Linked DNA regions of Mus musculus: region 2 is linked to region 1. Evidence: chromatin loops called from intact Hi-C (ENCODE). Cell type or tissue: heart. All regions are shown on one strand. Links, peaks and the distances in the headings refer to the core of each region. The heading gives the core; the rest is flanking DNA.

Region 1 (10,357 bases), core at 2,028-7,027:
GATATACAAACCAGCTCAGAGGCATGCATGGCAGAGCATGCCTGTATTCCCAGCATTTGTGACCCAGAGATAGGACGGTGGATATTGGAGGTTGGCTTGGGCCACATAAGACCATCTAAACAGAGCAAATCCCCAAGCATGGACACAAAATCCCTGACTAATAAATGAACAAGAATCAGTTCTTACGGGGAAAATATGAACTATTTCTAATTTTTCTTTAATTAGGTCTCAGGTTTTTTTAAAAAAGTTTTTATGGTCACCCTTCTTAACCTTAAACATATTTTAAATTTCATTTTATAAAGAATTTCACACATCCAAACATAGAGCATCGTAATGAACCCCAGTGTGCTCTGCGCTCAGCCTACTTTTTTCATCCTGTTAGCCCCGTGGAATCACTGCTTTTGTTCAGTATTTGCTACCCCAGCTTTGTGTCTTATTTCTTTCTTTGCTTGCTTGCTTGTTTATAGTAATAACCCTTAACGCCAGCCCTACTCTCTTCATACACAGCACCTTATTACCAAGCTACAAACACTAGGATGAGCAGCAGATTTCTGGATGTTGCTCTGTGTGTATAATTACAACGGCAGACTCACTAAACTGCAATTTCCCATACCCCTCTCTTCCCACAGCCTCGGGCAATAACCGTTCTATTGTCTGTCTGCTCGTATACTTTGAACTGTTTCAGGTGCTTCATGTAAGAGAGGTCCTGTTGTATATGTCTTCTTGTGAAGAACAGATAACTTAGAAAAGGTATTCTTCAGAACTATCCATGCTATCATGAGCAACAACAGTATTTCCTTATTTTTCAAGGATGAATCCATTGTACATGTATATGTTTTATCTGTCATTGCATCGACGGGGGACAGTCTTCCTCTAGCTTGTGCTTATTATGAATTAGCCTGCAATGAATATGGGAGGAAAGATACCATCTGGTGACCCGAAGTTAATTTAATTTCATTTGGGTAGATATCATAGATATGCAATTCTATGGCTCGTCTCAGTACATACTGTTTTCCATTGCAGCTGTAATACGTTATGGTCCTCTTCAAGGACATCAGATTTTGGGCTTTCACATCCCTATCCACACTTCTTGTCTTTGGTCTTCTCGGTAGTAAGTACACTCGTAGTCAGACAGAATGACACTATAGTTGGATTAGATAAAGGACCTTTTTATATTCCTTCTGGTCATTTAAAATCTTTGGACAACTGAAAATCCCATTCTCTTCCGGATTTTAAAACCTGAACAGCTTTTTAGGTACTGAGTTTGAGAGGTTCCTCATATATTTTGATACCCAAATCTTGTATCAGATTTGCAAATATTCCTTTTTGTTTATGGGCTGCCTTTTTATTTTCTGATAGTTCCTTTTTCTCTGCAGAAAAATTTTTAGCTCTCTATATTGTCCCTTGTCTGTTTTTGCTTTTCTTGCCTATGCTTTGGGTATTGTTTCCAACACACCATTGCTAATTCAGTTACCTGCGTGGTTTCAGTCTTTGGCATTAGAATATTGTTTCCCTGTTGTAGGACATGTGGGACTGTGTTACCAGACAGACATAAGGACTGACAAGGTTGGGCTCAGATCCCGGGAATCTCAGAAATCTGAGATTCCCGGGATCTGAGCAGAAGTGGAGCCACTCTCTACCTGTCTGTGTACCTGCTCTGGAAGCATGACACCCCAGCTGAGGACCTTGGGCACTAAGTCACATAGCATTAACACCTGGAGATCTCCATGCTAATGAGGTATCTAGATATCCCTGCTCCTTCAGCCAATTTGCTTCCCTTTCTGGGTATTCCTTCCACAAAAGATATTTAATACAATAAAGTATATGCATTTACATGCACCATCAAATAACCAGTATGAACAAGCAAGGTCCATCTCTGAGAGCTGCTTCTCTAAGGACTGCCTCGGGGAAGGTCTTTGACTAAAGAGCCGCATCTAAGACTCCCGAATAAGGCCATCTCCCCTCCCATCTGTAGGTACAGTTGGCCTTGCTCTCAATCAGAGAGGATTCATTCTCCTGGGCTCTGTTTCCCCTTCCTGCCTGCTGAACGGACACCATCAGGGGAAGCAGAGACCGGTGGACATCCATTCCTGACTTTCCCTCCCGACTCCCTCTCTTGTTGATACTCTGTGGTGCCCAGGTACCCAGAAAGGAGACCAGGAACCCTGTTTAAGACTTTGGCCTGCTTCCTCCCAGTGGGGTGCAGATGGCACCCAGGTGCCCTCCCCCCAGCAGAGAGGAAATATGTAGGGCCACACCCTAACACTATTTGTTAGAGAAAGTATTTTTTCCGTATTCCATATTCTTGTTACACTTGTTGAAGATCAGTGTGATTTACAAATACAAGTTGTTATCTGAGATTTAGACACATCTTCAGTTGGAGGTGCTATTTTTGGAGCTCCTATTTGAGTCCTTGCTGAATTAAATGGATCACCGGGAATAGGTTTAATGGTTTATAGTCAGGCCTATTCTGACCTGAGCCACTACTTCCTGATCTACTGGGATCTTCCAAGGAGGCATCCTCCTGTTCCCACTACCAGGGACCACCTGCCACCATGCCTTAATTGCCATTATGGACCTTATGCCTCAAACCAGGAGCCAGGGTACAGCTGTGCATGCTTCTTGTCATGTGTTTGGTCACAGATCATAAAAGTAACTCATGCTGAAGTGCATCGCCAACACTCTTGATAGCGGCCTATGAATGAGACATGGCCCCGTGGCAGCTCAGCAGAGTGACTCAGGCCGCGCTCCCAGGAATTCCTTAGACTGTTTAGTTTTGTGGAACTGAACTGGCGCTGGCCCTGTGTTTTCCAAAACACTTGATGGACTTGGCGAAGCATCTCTTCCCACTCTCAGTCCACCCATTTAGTTTCTATTACCATGTGAGCTCCTCTCACTCTAACTATAGACATAATTAACAGTGAAATAAGTGTCTATAGACATAATTAACAGTGTCTAATAAATGAAATTGAATTGGTCTTGAACTAGGCTTCACAGTAGCTAATTTGACTAATTCGAAGAAGAATTTTTCAAAAGAGCCAAACTCAAAAAGCCATAGAATGATAATTTTAAATTAAAATTGTGGAAGAAATGGCTCATGAGTGTCTGTTTGGATGTTCTTTTTCCATGTTGCCTTCTAAAAATAAATCTTGGAACTTCTTTAACACAAATGGTCTTTCAACATAGATAAGCAGAGTTCTAGCCAAGGTTGTTTCAACAGTAGAATTATAGTTCATACTCTCATATTTATGCTTTCTTTAGAGACCATGTAGCCAAAATTGTGACATTTGTGCAGTTTTCTATCAACTGTATTGGAAAAGAATTATGTAACCTCAATAGTTTGAATTCCCAAATTGCCAGCAAAAATTTTTTAAATAATATAGCTTATTTAAGACATAGGAAATCCTTTAAGTAGTGCATGCACTAAAAAGTGCAGTTCAACAACCCTAGTTTGTGTTTTAAAGACTTCCCTCGCCAACAACATTTTACAAGGGTTTTAATAACTGGAAATTATCTTTGGTGATGTTTGTCCATCTGTATTAACTTGGAAGAGGAAAAATTAACTTAAAATTTTAATTAGTCTTTATGTGTCTATTTGAACACTGAGTCCAGGTACCTGTGGAGCCTAGACAAGAGTTTTGGATCCCCTAAACCTCTTGGTATAGGTAATGGTGAGCCATCCATCATGGGTGATGGGACCCTCACTTAGGGGTCTTCTACAAGGTCAACATATGTTCTTATCTACTGAGCCATCTCTAGCTCTTTAACATTTTTTAATAAAACTACTTTTAGGGGTCTTTTAATATAATTTTGGAACCAAGTATAATAAAAAAAACCCATTTACAATAATGACAACAGAAATGTGGAGGTATTACAAGTTGATTATCTCAGCTTGTCCTTTGTCTTTCCATGTTTTCTATAATCTAGTTCCTCTACCTCTGCTATAGCTGGGAAAGCTAAGTAACTCCACATAGCGAGTAGGAGGGAAGAGAGACCCTGCAGCAAAGGCTAACCATCATTAGCATGACACAATCAGCACTTTTCTAGTTAAACCTTGAATTCTCAAACCTTGAGTTCTTTAAACCTTGAGTTGGCCTTATTTTTTTAATGAATTAATTTACATCCCAAATGTTGCCCCTTCCTTGTCTCCCTCACAGTCCCTTCCTCATAACCCTTCTTCTTTGAAAGGGAGAGGTGTCTCCTGGGTATTCCCCCACCTGGCAGGCACATCAAGTCTCTGCGGGGTTAGGCGCATCCTCTCCAACTATGAAGTTGGATTTATAATCCAGAATACAAGCTCAAGAGAATAGGCCAGCTATTGCTCTGTACTAAATTACTGCCTACAATCAACTTCCAATAGACTACTTGCCACAGAAAACAAATATATATATATATATATATATATATATATATATATATATAAAACAAATAAAAAGCATTTCTCATTAAATCAACACAAATCTAATTCTCTATTGTTCAAAACTTACTTCATTTCTGGCAGGTGTATCTGAAAAGTGCAACTGACCCAGGAAGAGAACACTCACAACATAATGCTTAATATTCTTCAATGCACATTGTAAATTCTTTTCTAGAAGGCTAGCTTTTAGTATGACTGGCTGATTGGCCCTGTTTTGCTGTTCCTCCTTGCTGTGATGTTTGCCTCTGTGGAGCTATGTAGATGTTCATCTGAGTTTGCAGCCTGAGCCAGGTCATCTGGGTGAGCTGCCTCTGCCTGCAGGCCCCACTTTTCTCAGGACACCACCCTGATGGCCCTTTTCTACCTCACCTGACATTCGTTTCTCCTTAGGATTCTCATCCAATGCATTTTAGTTAAATATGAAACAAAAAAGACAGTCATGAACATGACTCAAGTTCATCCCTAAGTTCATGAAGAGTTGTATCTAAACAAGAAATTGCCTTTTATGTAAAATGACAATCTCCTTCTCTCTCCTTCCTTCTTATCCCCACCTCTTCAGTGTGCGTGTGCGTGTGCGTGTGCGTGTGCGTGTGTGTGTGTGTGTGTGTGTGTGTGTGTTTTGGTGATTGAAACATTGGACCTCATAGATTCTAGGCAAGGGCTCTACCACTGAGCTACACTCTCAGACGCTCTTTTGGTTTTTAAATGTTATTATTAGCTCATAAAGCAGAAGCCTATGTATGACAAGCCTGGTATATTAAGCAACATTAAGAATATCTATCCTCTTGGTCTGGTTGTATAACTCAGTGAGTTAAGATACTTGCCACTGGGTCAGATCCTGATCTGACTTCAGTTCTCAGGCCCCATTGAAAGGTTAGAACTGACTCTGGCAAGTAGTCCTGTGGTCTATAGACAGTGCACGGGCAGGCATGCTTGTGAGAGTGCATGTGTGTGCGCATGCGCACACACACACACACACATCACACACACCACACAGACACACATCACATACACACACCACATAACACACACACACACACACACACACACACACACACACACACACACACACCCCACAGTTCATTAGTTAGGAAATATAACTTGTTTTATGAAAGAATTATTTTTCTTCTTGAGTTTTATATTTTCTCTGGATTTTGAACATTTTGGTATTGAGTAATTATAACAGCTCATGTTAACTGCAGATTTACTTCATAAAATATTTCAAATTTATGTCATACTTGGTATTAAGAATAATGTTATATCATATATAGTATTTCCTCCTATCTATGGCTGAGAACAAAGTGTTGAAAGATTCATTTATTAACTCTTGTTTTTATTCAGTAGATATGCCTTGAACTTTTATGCCATTCTGAGCTCCCGGGAAAAAGAAAGTTACAGGAGATAAACGTTTTCCGGCCTCATATAATTTATGTTGAATGGCAGAGTTAGCAATAAGTAAAAAACTGTTTTACTAATTTTAAGAAAGGAAATATACATGCATGTTTTGCATTAAGGAGGGCTGAGAGTGTTATGTGGGGCGTCACTGGAAAGTCAGGTGACCCTCGAATCTTCTGTGCTCTGAGCTAATGCACGGGCCGCACTGCATACTTTTCATTAACAAGAAGTTGCCCAATAGATGAAACCACACTCATTTCCCCTAAGCCTCACACCCCTCCTGCGCCTGGATGCAGTGTCAGGGTAACAGGCTGCTGCTTCCCACCAGACTCTCACACCACAGAGATGCCTTCAGCTACTTAAATCCTTCACACTGAGAAGAGAAAGGACTCTCGCTGGCCCCTCAAGTGTGAAAGTTTGATTCAGCCCGCGCTGCTAAAATCTCTATCAGTTATAACGTAAATGCAATTTAATGAGATTTCCTGCATCACTACTTCATTTTGTAAAAGATTAAGCACCTTTCACATGAGAAGAATATTTTGACGATATTTGCTGGAGACGAAGAGAAGGAAAGTGACTTGTGTGGGCATGTCTATGGTGAAGCTGTAAAGTCGGAGACTAACCAGGGTTGCCGCTTGCAAAGGCCATTTGTTCTTTCTCCTCAGAGCAGTAAAAGCAGCTGAGAAAATGGGAGTCCGGCATTTCTAGAGGGTTGTCATAGCGACAGGAGTTTGGTACAATACTGTCTATTTACTCGTCCCGACTCTTGGTTACCTCCCTCGTGACCCCGTGGAGCCTGAGGTAATGCATTCTGCACGGTAGCTGGGGTCTGAGGAGGTTCTAAGAACTTGCGGACAATTATGCATTGTGTTTCATTATTCATCACAGTGGGGTAACGTGAATCCCTCTGATGTCCACTGCAGGCTGATCTGAGGCCCCTGTTCACAAGGGAAGTCATGAGGAACGTGTATGCTGTTTTCAAAGCCTTCCCTACCTCCACCATTCTCCTTCGACTCGACAGGAATAATGTGTTTATGATGAGAAACGACTGTCCTGCTTTCTAGAGCTTGACTCTGTTCCAGACCATTGCTTTTTGTACACAAAGTGCCTCCCGCTATCAGAGAGTGGAGATATTTGCTCTGGACTACTTTATCATCTTCAAACCGTCACTGGCAGAAATGTGTGTGTGAGGTCAGCGCATTCATTCCACCAGCACCAGAAGCTAGCGCGTATCTGCGGCTGTAAATAAACAAGGGGCACGATGTTAGAAAAAAAAATGTTGGGGTTCTGACCTGCGCAAAGTCGACTGGAATGTTTCCCTAGTATTTATCCTCTGCTTTTCCAAGCTTTGTATAAACATGAATTTCCAGAATTTTTTAAGAACTGACGCTGATGAAAAAAATTCAGTCTTCTAATGAGTTTGTAAAACACATCAGATTTAATTGTTGAATACTATAAAAACAACAACAACAACAATAACAACAACAATGTGAACAGAAAGAAAAGGTGCATGTGCGTATTGAAGCAGCTTCAAAAAGAACTTTTCATTTTTTTTGTTATTTTTCATCATCAATACTAGAACAAAGACATATTTTATATGCATATTTAAAGAGTTGAAGTAGACGCTTACACTGCAAGAAGCTTAAATTCCAGACTTACTCAAAAGATGAGGAGTGTTGGATGTAAGATATGAATACCAAAGATTCTGGAACAGTCCAAGGCCCTGCTGACATTTTCTTGGTAAAGGAGGAAGATTGACAGTGAGCATAGCTCAGTTGTGAGTGTGTGACACTCAGTCACACAGGATCAGCTGAGCAGATACATCAGGGAGGTGACAAGACTTGTAGGATTGTCACCACATTTTAGGCATCCATTACATATCTTGGATATTAACTCTTTCTTAGATATGAGGATTGCAAATAGCTTCTCCCTCCCCCTCGAGTTTCTTGCCATTCTGTAGATCATTCTGGTTGCTATGCAAAAAGTATTTTTGCTGCTGTTATTTTTTATGATACAACCCACTTACCTATTTTGTTGCTTCCATTACCCATTCTTATGATATTTTATTAAAGAGACCATCACCAAGACCACTGTGAAGGTTTTTTTTTTTTTTTGTATATTTTTCTTTTAGGAGCTTTGTAGGTTCAGATCCTACAGTCTAATCTTACATCCATTTTGAGTTCATATTGAAAGAGATGGGTACAGCTTCATTCTTTTTAGTAACAACACCCAGTTTTCCCAGTATCCATTATTGAAGAGACTCCCCACCCCCACCCCATCCCCACCCCCACCCCATCCCCACCCCCACCCCATCCCCACCCCCTGTGTATTTTGGTGTCCTGAGGGAGACTCACTAGCCTCAGGTGTGAGGCATTATTTGCTAAGCTCTGCATTCTGCTCTGTTTCTGTGGGACTTTGTGTCAGGAAACACTGCTGTGACCACATAGCTTCATCAGATCGGGCACAGAGTAGCATAATACCTCTACTATTGCTTCATTCATGATTGTGTTGCCTGTCTGTGATCTTCTGTGGCCTCATGAGAATTTTAATATTGCTTTCCTATTTATGTAAAGTGTATCCTTGCGATTTGGACAGGGACTGCTGTGAATCTGTAGATTGCTTTGGGTTTTAACACTAACAGTAACAGTAATTCTTATGGTTTTTGAACCCAGGAACTTTCTTTCTGCTTGCCTTAATCTCTTTCACTAGTGTTTACCCTCTTCAGCATCCATCTCTTTATTTTACTCTTTTAGATTTGTTCCCATTTTACTGGTTTTTGGTGAAAAGCGTGAGAATTTTCAAATTTCCTTTATTTGTCGCTGTTACTCTTCCTTCACATCTGCAGGCCTAGCGCAGAGATGATGCTGAGGAGGTGGTAGGTTCTTCATGGTTCTTTCACAGGAGAAATGGGTATCTGCTGATATAAACAGCATAAATGATAAGGAGAATCAGCTTGGTAATTTCATTCTGGATGGTTGTGGTAATGGGAGAATGGAGATATTACACAAGAAATGGGGCAGAAAACAGAAAGACTAGCCCAGGACCTGAAATGTAGAAGTAACTTAGGTTTCATTTTAGAAACAAGAGGCCCATAGATTGCAGTCCTGGATGGCTAAGCTTATGGTGACTTTATTTAGGCTATGGTCTGGCAACATTTTAATTATCTTGTCCTTAAAAACACTGCACAGTATTTACACAGATGGCTAATCATTTGTCTATGCATCCTGGGTCTACTTTAATCGTTTTCGTAACATTTATATAAAAAAATCACATTCTAATGTCATAGACATTTGCTATCCTATACATCAAGTGAAGGAAGATGAGGACAAGGAAACAGCAAGGAGAAAACTGGGGACACGAATGAAAGGAGGGAGGGAGAAGCGAGAATTCACGGTTTTCTTTGACCAATGAGAGCTAGCTACTTTGAGAGAGAAGACTAGGAAATTGTATGCTCACAACCTGAGAGAAGAAAAGGTGCGCATGCGTGCGTGCATGCGTGCCTGTGTTGTAGCGCTGGGAACTGATCCTCCGGCCTTGTACACATGAGGTGACTTTTCCAGCACTGGCTACCCCCCCGCCCCCCCATGCCCCCTTCCCAGGTTCTCTTGGCCCCAAACGCTTCTATCCTTAGTGAGTCCTTGTGCAGTATTCGTTTACTTTATGAGGCCGATCTCATATCTCTCAGACTTCAAACACTCCAAGGAGAATGATCTTGAATGTCTGATGATCTTGCCTGCACCCACAAGTGGAAGATACGTGGCTTATACTACCTGACCCTGCTAGAAATGATTATCCTGAGGAAGGTGAGTTCGTCTGTGGACACCCGAAGATCTCACGACAGGAACAAGGAGGCGATGGGTTTGAATGAGAGGGGTGTGGACCACATGGGAGGATTTGGAAAGAGGAAAGAAGAAATGTCATTATAATCTCAAAAATAAAATTTATTATTGAATTACATAATTCAATACTTTGAGGTTTAAAATTTTCTTTCAAACTGCTTAAAGAGAAGGTACAGTAGCTTGTATGGAAAACTGTGACAAATACAAAGTTCTTCACACAGTAGGAGCTTTGGATATATTTCTTTAAAATCAAGGTATTATTTTCATCATCAACTGCAGCATCGATTGCCAATGAGAACATTAAAACTTTGGCCTTAATACTGTGGGATTTAATTAGTTTTGTATTATTGAAATTAATTTTTTTATACAGTATATAACCATCATGGTTTCCTCTCCCCCATCTCCTCTCATATCTTCCCCACTGCCCCACCCATCTTTAGACAACAAACAGGCAAATAAAAAAAAATAAACATAATAACTGTGGATTTGAAATTTCTTTTGGAGTATGAGAAATATGTTTTAAATGACTGTATCACAAAGAAAATTGGTTAATGAAATTATGAAGTGAAAATATGAAATGAAATGATGAAAAATGAAAGTTATTAGGCAATGGGCTGAGTACTTGAAAGATTTGAATTGTCAGTCAGCTAAATGTTAAGGTGAGGTAGCTAGAGCCCTGCATCCTATCAGACATCACTATCTGGAT
Region 2 (10,357 bases), core at 3,432-8,431, 53 kb before region 1:
CAGCTTTGATGTTTGGGCTACCACAGCTCAGTAGTCAGACACTATGGCTTTTATTTGCAACTAAGTAGATGCCTCCATCATTTTATAAGTAGGAAGTATATAAGTAGCTTGTGAATAGGGAGAGATTAAGCCTTACGCTGGGGATTTGAATAGTAGCTTTTAGTCCACTGTACATATATACACCATGTCATATCATCATGGACATGGTGACTCAAAAACATAACCCAGATGTTAAGATATGATATGTGCCTGGAGATATATCGAAGGTAGTGATCAGAACCAAGGGTACAGTAATAACATAATGTGACATCACTTATATCAGCTGCAAGTACATACACTCTTTGACTTAGCACTTGAAGTTTGAAGATGTATCCTTTAGATAAGGTTAGACATACACATGTGTGCAAATGTGTGTGTGTGTATGTATTATGATGCTTGTAGTCATGTTTGTAATGACAAAAACTGAAAAAGAAGAACACTCCAAACATCAGCTTCCCTTCTTATTTTAACACAGGAATGCAAACATTCTGATAGCTTTTTATTATTTGCTTACTATGCACCAAGACCAGGGCCAGATGTTATCTGTCTACTTACTTATCTACGAAGTCACATAACATTTGGTATTGTATCCGTGTGTCATATTAAAAATACACACTGTGGATGGTTGGATTTCCCCCGCTTTCGACTGTTTTTTATGTTCTTCAATGTAAGCATAGCCCAGGCATCCTAATGTGAAAGATTCAGAAGATTTATTGTTTCACACATAATTTACATGAGTGTTAAAAGTGTTTAGTATCTGCAACTTGCTTGCTGTCCTGAGACTCTTCCCTCGCCATCAACACAGGGTCCTCTTGATGGAGGACACCACAGAATGGCTCCAACTAAGTTTCTAGAGACCCAGATTCTGAGAAGAAGCATGGCAGGACAGAGGAGGGCAGGGCAGGGTGGGGCGGGGTGGGGCAAGCAGGGTGAGGCGGGGTGGGCAGATTTCATAAGGTAGTCAGCTCCTTGCAGATAAGACTTCATGCAAGATGCCACCTGTATTTTAGACAACTTTTAAGGATTGACAGGAGCTGTGACATGGTGTGACTTGTCAGCATCACTGAACTCTACATAATTGACCTTCAGATGAATGTGAGAGATTCAGAGGGACACTTCTGACCTTCTAGGGCATAGTAATAGAAGTGCTGATGGAGTCTGATTCCAGAGGGGCTTAACAGGCTGTCAAAGAGTTAGAGACTTGCTTGCTTAGCAATTCAAAGCTATCCCTTTAGACGCCATCTACAATAGCATCCGTAACTCACTAAAATTATTCATTTGCAATTATAATGCCCAATGTTCTAAAGCTCTAAAAACGTATTTGTAAAAGTTACAGATAGCTACAGTTATTTAGGGGACTCAAATGACTTTTAACTCGTCTCAGGTGTTCTGGTAAATAGACTTTAGGATAGCATCCACTACACTGTATAATCTAGACTATCCACTATACTGTATAATCTAGACTATCCACTATATAATCTAGACTATCCACTATACTGTATAATCTAGACTATCCACTATACTGTATAATCTAGACTATCCACTATATAATCTAGACTATCCACTATACTGTATAATCTAGACTATCCACTATATAATCTAGACTATCCACTATACTGTATAATCTAGACTATCCACTATACTGTATAATCTAGACTATCCACTATACTGTATAATCTAGACTATCCACTATACTGTATAATCTAGACTATCCACTATACTGTATAATCTAGACTATCCAAGAGGACTTCCAGGCTGCAAATCTGACATTTCAGATGAATTCTGAAAAGGTTTAGCCTGGGTCTTTACTTAATACGACCATGAGTCACAAGTACTCAAGCTGAGGTCCTGATGAAGCTCAGGCTGGAAAAAGGGCGAGCTGTGCCTTAGCACTCTTGATGCAGTGTGATAGGGAAGGCTACTGGTTCTAGGACCAGATACACTGGGTTCAAGTCAAGAGGAATCACTTTCCAGCGCTGTGATATTGGGCAAATAAGGTCTTCACTTCCTCGGTGACTTAAATCGGGGTTGAGAGCCATACATTCTGTGTAACTTTATCTGAGTAATATAATGAATAAAATGAGTTCATAATGCCCCAGAAACAGAGGCCACTGTTACAGCCTCAAACCAAATCCAAGGCAACACTGTGGGTTTGCAGGAGATCATGTTGACACTCCTGCCTGTGGGACCTAAGCTGATGACTTGAGTTTCTTTCAGACAGATGTAGATGACTAAGTTTAGTGACTCATCAGTCGGTTCTAGGAGTGAGCTTTAGTGCATTGAATAGCTTTGGGGTAAAGAATGTGACTTCCCAGGGAAATAATAGAGGAACTGGAAAGGAGACCAGCAGTGCTCAGTCAGATATTCACCAGGAAAATCCAAATAGTCATTTGACCAGGCAGAAAGTACCATGGTCCAGGAAGAATCAACTTATATGTGGTCTAGTGGGAACACACGGGAAGATGAGGTTCTAAACTCTGCCTTTCACTCAACAGTTCAATGGCTGGCTGACATAAGGAGTTTCTAGCTTGGTTCAATGTGTAGGTCAATGAAGCCTGCCCAAAACAGAATTCTGTGGACTTTCTGCGCAAAGCTAGCAAAAGTAGATTATAATCTTCTCTTTGGGGAGGAATCTGATTCAGTTATTTTACATTTTCTACTGTAAAGCTTCCCAGTTCAGTTTGGAAGAGCTGAACTGGACTGTTTTCATTGGCCACCATGGAAAGAAAGATCCATCTTGCTACTCTAAAAAAGGGGGCCACCTCTGATCACATGTAAAGAACTTCTCAGCTTATATGTCTCCAGGCAAATTCTCAGAGGCCATCAAAGGTGATTGCTGTCCCAGAGTTTTAGCATTTCTCCTTTGTATTTCTGGTAGTGTTTCTCTCCAGGGTTTGGATCCTAATCTATGTCCCATCTCTAAGTCTCAGAAATGTCTGGAGTTCCCTTAAAATGTGGCTACTGGGGTCAGGATTCCCAGGGACCAATGAAGAGCAATCTCAAAGGCTGCCTTAAGGTAACCACTCATGTCATTATGGTTACAGAGCGCTCTCCGACCTTCCCCATCCTAATACTCTCAGCTCCTTGCATAGCACAGAGGCTTGGGTTGGTCTTTGGCAAGTGGACAAAGTACATTCTCATTCCTTTATACCTGTATGGTGTTTATGTGTGACTTTCTATTGATGGCAGTGGGAAGAAGTGCTACATAGTTGCACAACTCTAAACATTTTTGGACCTTTTATTCGGTCTGGTTTTTTAAAATATTTTATTTTATTTTATTTTTGGTTTTTCGAGACAGAGTTTCTTTGTGTAGTCTTGGCTGTGCTGGTACTCATTCTGTAGACCAGGCTGGCCTCGAACTCAGAAATCCACCTGTCTCTGCCTCCCAAGTGCTGGGATTAAAGGTGTGTGCCACCACTGCCCAGTCAGTCTGTTTTTATTAACATCACAAACACCCCCTAGGTGGGCACTAGAAGCTGCATCGGGAAATAGAAGAGAAGGAGACCCCCATGCCAGGATGCTGTACTGACTTCTAAAACCACCTGGAGTCAACAGCGTGGATGTACATGTCCTGCCTTGTCCTCTGAGCCGATTTCTTCTCTGAGCCTATTTCTTCTGATAGCTGTGCAAACCACCATATTGCTTACTACTGACAATTTTACTGACTTTATTACGGAGTTCTCCACTGTCCTGACCGTGTCTTATGCATTACCATGAAATATCAGAGATAATGTCGCAAAGCTTACATCTGGGAATCTGAGGTACTAGAGCCTGCTTTCTACCTTGAACTCATGGAGGGCCCTTGAACATCTTATTATACGTGTAAAATGGCAATAACTGCCAATGTGTGGGTTGCCACAATGGATAAAGGAAGTCATGCATCTAACCTGACACTTGGACCAGGACACTAATTCCATGAAGAGTATCCAAGGCCACTCGAATCAAGGAAATACATTTTTACTTACCATTCTAGGCCCCTTTAGCCTAAGCCAATTGTTTCCTAAAATCTTACTGACAGGCTTTCTGGGTCCTGAAAACCATGTTTTCCAAAGTTACCTTACCCATGAATCATCTGTACACCCAAGATGCAAACTCTGTTTGGGGCAGATTTGCACTCCTCACAAACTCCCAGACGATATTCATGATCCCACTTTGGGGACCATACTTTTAAGAGGTTGTGCCTAGAAAGACTGACTTCCAGGCTTGTGATTCCCAACTGTTAAATGTTGTCATAGTTACAAAGGATTTTTAAAATGTATCACTGCTGTCATCTTCACCAGAGCTTCTGATTCAGTGACCCTGGGTCAGGGAATCTGAATTCTTCTTTCCTAACAGATCTCCAATAGTAACAATGTCACTACCTGGAAAGCTACACTTGTCAGAGGCTAAGAAAACCCGCAGGAAAATCTCGTTCAAATTCAATTGTCACTATTGGCAGAGGAGCAGTCTCCTTGAGAAAGTGTCTAACCCCCCCCCCCCACCACCACCAATACTTTAAAGATTGCCACTTTACCACTCAGCTTACAACCCCACCTTTGGTTTCCAGATCCTCAGATCGTTCGTTATCAGGTACATTACCTTGTAGGTGTTAATGGGTATGTCTATGATGATGTGCAGTAGGTCTCCCAGAGCCAGACTGGCGATCAAGATATTGGGACCATTGCGCATGCACTTGTTCTTGTAGATGATTCTTAGCAGCGTGGAGTTCCCGATGATGCCTAGCACGAACACGAGGCACGACACAATCGTGTTGATGTATTTAAAAGTCTTGCTGATCTCAATATTTCGTTGGCACGGAGGAGGGAAGGATCTTGGCGGGACTCCAGCCCCCCTCCCTCCTTTGGTCACCTCCGCAGGTGCGGAGGAACGCATCAGACTGGAGTTGGAACCTCTGGTCCAGGAGGTCTTAGTGGGTGGCGTCATTACCTCTTTAGTCCCGAGAAGTGACAGCGTGGCTTGGGCAGGTGGGAATCCTCTTTTCTCTCCCCATACCCCCAAGAAGCCACAGGCCAGCAGCAGCGCCACCAAGGCGCGTCCGCACCGGCTTGCGGGCGATTGCATGTTACAGCTTGCTCCTGTGAGAGTCTGGTAGCCGCTCTGCTGTTTTCAGTCTGGAGACCAACTGGGGAGTGAAGACAGGACACTTAAGTCAGCTACCCCAGCCAAGCCTCTGAAAACACACTAGCCCGGTTGCCTCTACCCGCGCCTTAACAGTAAGTTAAGTTTGCGCGCCAGTGGGGAACTTGGGCGCACGCCACCCGCTGGTCTGCATTCAGTCTCCTCCCGGACCCTGCTCGCAGAGTTTTAATCCCCAGCCCTGCCGTAGACCAGTCGGTGGGGAGGAGCATTCGGGCAGGGGGTGTTCCAGACTGGGGAGGGTGCGTGTCCCAATGAAAGAACACTCGTATGTGCCGGGAAGAAGCAAGCCCAATTTTAGCTAAGCTTGGGGACCCGGAGTGAAGGCACCTAGCGGCCAAGGGCATACGTCAATGCACTCAGCCAAGAACCGAGAGAATAACAGATCAGCACCAACTTCTGTGCTGTCCCAGTGACTTCAAACACTCGCCTTACAACCCAATCTCGGTTTAAATCGCTGTCGTGTGTAAGTTTTACTAATTAAAAAACCCCCGAACCACTAAGCAAAGCGGAAGCCCCAAAGCACGGTTCAGCCACAGATGTTAATTCAAAGCTAAACCAGGATGGTTCGTTACCTCGTGCGGATTGGAAGCACCAGGAGCAGCGCCACGAGCAGGGAACCTCCTTCCCAGGTTGTCAACTGCCCTAGGGAGCTTGCGGCTCTCAGCAGGCGTCCAGCTGCTCCTAAACAGGCCTCTCGCAACTGAATGCAGCTCTGGCTCTGACAAAAGACCGAGAGAATGCCAGGCAGCGGATCCTCAGCAGCTTGAGCGGGGTCTTTGCTGTCCCCAGACAAGTACTTTTATTCATTCGGTCCCTTCCCAGCATCAATCAACGCCAGACTCCTCCCGCGTTTTCTGAGCGACCTTGCCACAACCTTTTCCCTTGGGCGACGCCTGGACAGTATCAGCCCCAGCTGACCGCTGGGAGGGGCAGTCCTAGTTCAGAGTTGTGTCTCACATAAAGCTGTTTATTTCTTACTCAACGAAGAAACTAACATATCCCATGACAACCTGGGATCTGGAACCTAGGAGAGAAGGTTCTGTATCAACCTGGACTTTGAATACTCCGACTGTTCACACAAATGTCCTGTAGTGATTCCCGAAATCTGCTTGGTTTGGGGAAGTTGTCTTTCGTTTGTTCTTGTTTTTTGATTTTGTTTTGTTTTGTTTTGTTTTGCCCTTAAGTTTTAAGCCAGCATGCAGGGCGGGACGCTTTCTTCTTCGGCAGAGGGACTGCCCACCCAAAGGACCAAAAGGCCCTGTAGATCTCTCTCTGTGCCCTGTAGATCCCTCTTCCTGTGTACTGAGGTGCCATTACTAGGGGTCTTTCTACTGTTGCCTAAAGGGACCTGAGGCAGAAGACAGGAAAATACTCAGGAAGCCTATTTACAAATTCAACCTGACGCTTATTTTACCAGACAGAGCAAGGAAATGAACTCTCCCTGTCATTCTTGGCTTCTGTCTTTATGGTAGAGAAGGGAATGCTAGGGATCTTCCGTTGCGCAGAGTGGTGGGTGAGGTGCATTATTCTGCTATCAGCAAGATCCTGCTGTGCCTGCAGAGGAGGTCATCCTCTAGACCCCCTTTGTCTCCCAGCTAGTTCATTGTACAACTAGGATTTGCATCTTAGATGGGCAACGCCTATCAAATGTTTCCCATGAAGCTGGAAGCAGAACGTGCGCGTGTATGTTAAAAGGTGAACTTTAAATGTGGACTGTAGTTAAGTCTAAGGGATGGGAACTATGGCCTGGGCATGAGCACCAATTCCAAATCAGGTTGTTTTGAAGACAATGTTTATCCTCCTGCCTCAGTGAAGACAAGGTCAGCATGGAACTGCTTCACGTGGACTTTCGTGCCAACATACAGTGTTGTGCAATAAGGAATTCTTTGTGTGCTTCAGTAAGGATGTGCCTGCTCCAAGGGCAGTTTTGAACCTGTCCCTTTGACACAAGTCACTTTCACTCAGGCTTTCTTCTCTACCTCTCTCTTTCTCATCATCTCTATTAGTGTGTCTTCCATGCAATGGGAATGTCCCTGCTAATTCCTGCTGAGATGTGCCTCTGCCCTGTTTTTTAGAGCACTTGTAGACTACTAACGCTAATTTTGTACTTGACTATCGTTCTAGCTGCTTTACATGTCAATTTGCCTCAACCTGAAATTACTTTGCGGGGAGATCCTAAAGAAGACCCTGCTTGAGGGGCTGGCAAGATGGCTCAGAGGTTAAGAACACTGGCTGATCTTCCAGAGGTCTTGAGTTCAATTCCCAGCAACCACATGGTGGCTCACAACCATTTGTAATGAGATCTGATACCTTCTGGTGTGTCTAAAGACATCTACAGTGTACTCATAAATAAAAAAAAGTCCCTGCCTGAGACATTGTCTGGGTGAGGTTGGCCCATGGACTTGTTTGTGGAGGTAGGGGGAGGGGGGAATCACCTTAATGTTTATTAAGGTAGGAAGACCCACTGAGCATGAGGGGACATCTGTTTCCTGGGCTGGACTCTGAACTGTACAGAATGAAGAAGGCTGGTCAGGCATAAGCAGCGAGCACCCTGCACATGGATTGACGTTGCTCTGCCATATGTGGATGAGATGTGGTGAGCTGCCTGAGATCATGCCTTGACTTGCCCTCAGTGATGAAAGTCAAATCACCCTTTCCTTCCCGAGGAGGCTGCTTACAGTCAGGGTGTTTTATCACCGCAAAAGAAGTGAAGGTAGAATAACCTATAGAGGTTAGTGTGGGTCACTGACAAGGTCATGTGAAAGAACTGTGCCAGGCCAGTGACTGAATGAATGCTATGATTATATTCCTCATTCAAATCAGCACACCCATGTGTAAAATGCTCTTCTACCAAAATGTTATTAAAAATATCTATCTGGTGTGTATGTAATTAAGTTCATCAAAATAGTTTGCCAAATCAGTTTGCATAGTGGGAGGATGTAGACTCAAAAGCCTGGTCTAAATCGAATCTAAATCTAATCTAATCTGATCTCTGTATCGGGTCAGTGACTGAAAGAATGCTGTATTCCCTTGGTACCAGGCCAGAGACTGAATGCTGCGTTCCCTCTACACCATCATAGTACCTGCCACAAGTTGAGCTCAAAATATAAGTTTTTTTAATAGGTTGATGATTAAACTGATTTCAAACTACTCAATTTTAATTTATTAATTCCTGGTGGCCAAGAATATAGCCAAATCATTTTAAGCTCTGTGTAATTTCTTTTCTCAGTTGTACTCTGAATTCCAATATGATGGGCGCATTAAACTACCCATTGGCTCTAGGAACTATCACCCAATTAGGCCTTTTTCTTCACAGGAGCTCACGCACTCCCTCACAGCAGTGTTGGCATTATTCTTCATGGATTTATATGTAGTGAATGTGAATCTCAAAAATTCACTTTGGGTCATATTATTAGATTTAAACTAGATTTAAGCCAGGCTTTTGAGTCCACATTCCCCCACTATGCAAACTGGTTTTGTTAACTATTTTGATTAACTTAATTACATACACACTAGATAGATATTTTTAATCTCCTTTTGGTAGAAGAGCATTTTTCACATAGGTGTGGTGATTTGAATGGGCAATGTCCCCACAGGCTCATCTCTTTGAACACTTAGTCCCATGTTGGTGGCAATGTGGGGAGGCTCTGGGAACTTTAATTTGCTGGAGGAAGTATGTCATTAAGGGAAGGGCTTTGAGATTACATAGCCTCGCTCAGATTCCAGTTTGCTCTCCCTGCTTTGTGTTTTTGATTGAATATATGATCGCTCAGCTTTTGGTTCCAGCAAGCTTGCCTGCATGTAGCAGTCAATCCCTTTCCCTCCATTTTGAACTTTCCTTTTGGAACCATAGGCAAAAATCAACTCTTCCTTCCATAAGTCACTCTTGGCCCTGGTGTTTTTTATAACTGGAAAGAGAACTAAGTAATACAATTGGTAACATTTCACTGAAAGTTATCCTTAAAGATTTAACCTTATTGTGTAAGGGTAACTGTAAAATGTAAAGATTAAATCTTTGATCTTCATGAATGGCCATCACCTAGTCACACGAAGATAAATCTGGGTTTCCTACCACTGCCTTTCTGGAAAGTTATCTGAGTCTACGTGACGCATAGGCAGAGTTCCCAGAAGTCTTTGTAAGTATCTTCTTGAAAGTGACTCTCCAAGAAGATGCCACATGGAAGTTCTCTCCCAGAATAAATCTTTAATAAACACAAAATTTGTTTACCACTCAACTATGGGTCAAGGGAAAGATTAGTGTCCGTGGGTGAAGCTTTATCTGGGCTTGTGCTTCAATAATCTGGGAATTATTGTTAAACAGTAGAGAGAGTAGCACTTATTGAAAACTACAAATGAAAAGGAGATTGCGATAAAAGAAAGCCACCTGATGGTGGAATCTACTCGGAAGGAGCAAATAGCCAAGTGCACTCCTCCTCCTCCTTGTCTCAGCCGTGGATCCTTCACGCTGTCTCACTGGTGGATTAGGCTCTACTGCTGTAGGCGCAGACTTTTTTGCGTTATTATAAAAACAACTCTTATTAACTTACAGATGAATTGACTAGTTGTGTGAAGGTTTCATTTGCATATTGAACGCAATGTACCGAAGTTTAAGAATATAACATTATGAGGACTTTGAGGGTTGAACCAATTTTGTGTTTATGAAAGATTTATTCTGGGAGAGAAGTTCCACGTAGAATCGTTTTATGTAAAGAGTCACTTTCCAGAAGACACTTAGAAAGTCTTCTGGGAACTCTGTCTATGCATCACGTAGGCCCAGATAACCTCCCAGAAAGGCAGTGGTGGGTGATGTCCCAACACCTCCTTTAAATGCTTTAGCTAGAAGGAACTGGAAACAAGGCTGAATAGACTTCAGAATTTGTTTTTCAAAGAAGTTTGCCATGGGGAGCTTGCTCAAGGCAAACATTTCCCCCTGGTGAGAGAAGAAAAGAAAAAGCCTTTTAGCCACAAAAAAAGCGAAGACTTTCATACACTCCTCTTGATATGGATGCGCCCTTTGAAACCTATTTTGAACCCTAGTGCTGAGGGACAAGGTGTGTGAGAAGGCCAGGTGGCACTGCTTCAATTGCCTCTGCACACAGTCCCTGGGGGACCAGAGCCTGTGATCAAATGGAAGTTGAAGTAAGAGCATAAAAAAGGTTTAAAATGACCCTATGAACCA

Evidence for each region. A loop is a pair of places that touch in the nucleus more often than their neighbours do. Peaks named below come from ENCODE experiments on the same cell type or tissue, not always from the same donor. Only the 100,000 strongest peaks of a DNase experiment are listed, where the experiment ranks them.
Region 2: a loop joins it to region 1, with 2.3 times the contacts of the local background. A loop is called at or near these places in 3 of 42 quality-filtered maps.

Annotation. Positions count from the first base shown.
Region 1 is chr14:103,892,746-103,903,102 of GRCm38, forward strand. It overlaps 4930518C04Rik (a long non-coding RNA gene), which reads left to right and starts at 6,022. Exons shown (of 2, transcript XR_383716.3): 1 at 6,022-6,613; 2 at 6,736-7,899. In heart, for the core only: no CTCF peak of the experiment used is centred there; no DNase peak of the experiment used is centred there; H3K4me3 peaks cover 970 bases; H3K27ac peaks cover 993 bases.
Region 2 is chr14:103,838,377-103,848,733 of GRCm38, forward strand. It overlaps Ednrb (endothelin receptor type B), which reads right to left and starts at 6,100. Exons shown (of 8, transcript NM_001136061.2): 1 at 5,751-6,100; 2 at 4,618-5,161. The coding sequence starts at 5,100. The region is part of intron 1 of Gm35197 (a long non-coding RNA gene); the gene reads left to right. In heart, for the core only: CTCF peaks have their summits at 5,493 and 6,123; DNase peaks (open chromatin) are centred at 5,355 and 6,045; H3K4me3 peaks cover 2,911 bases; H3K27ac peaks cover 2,159 bases.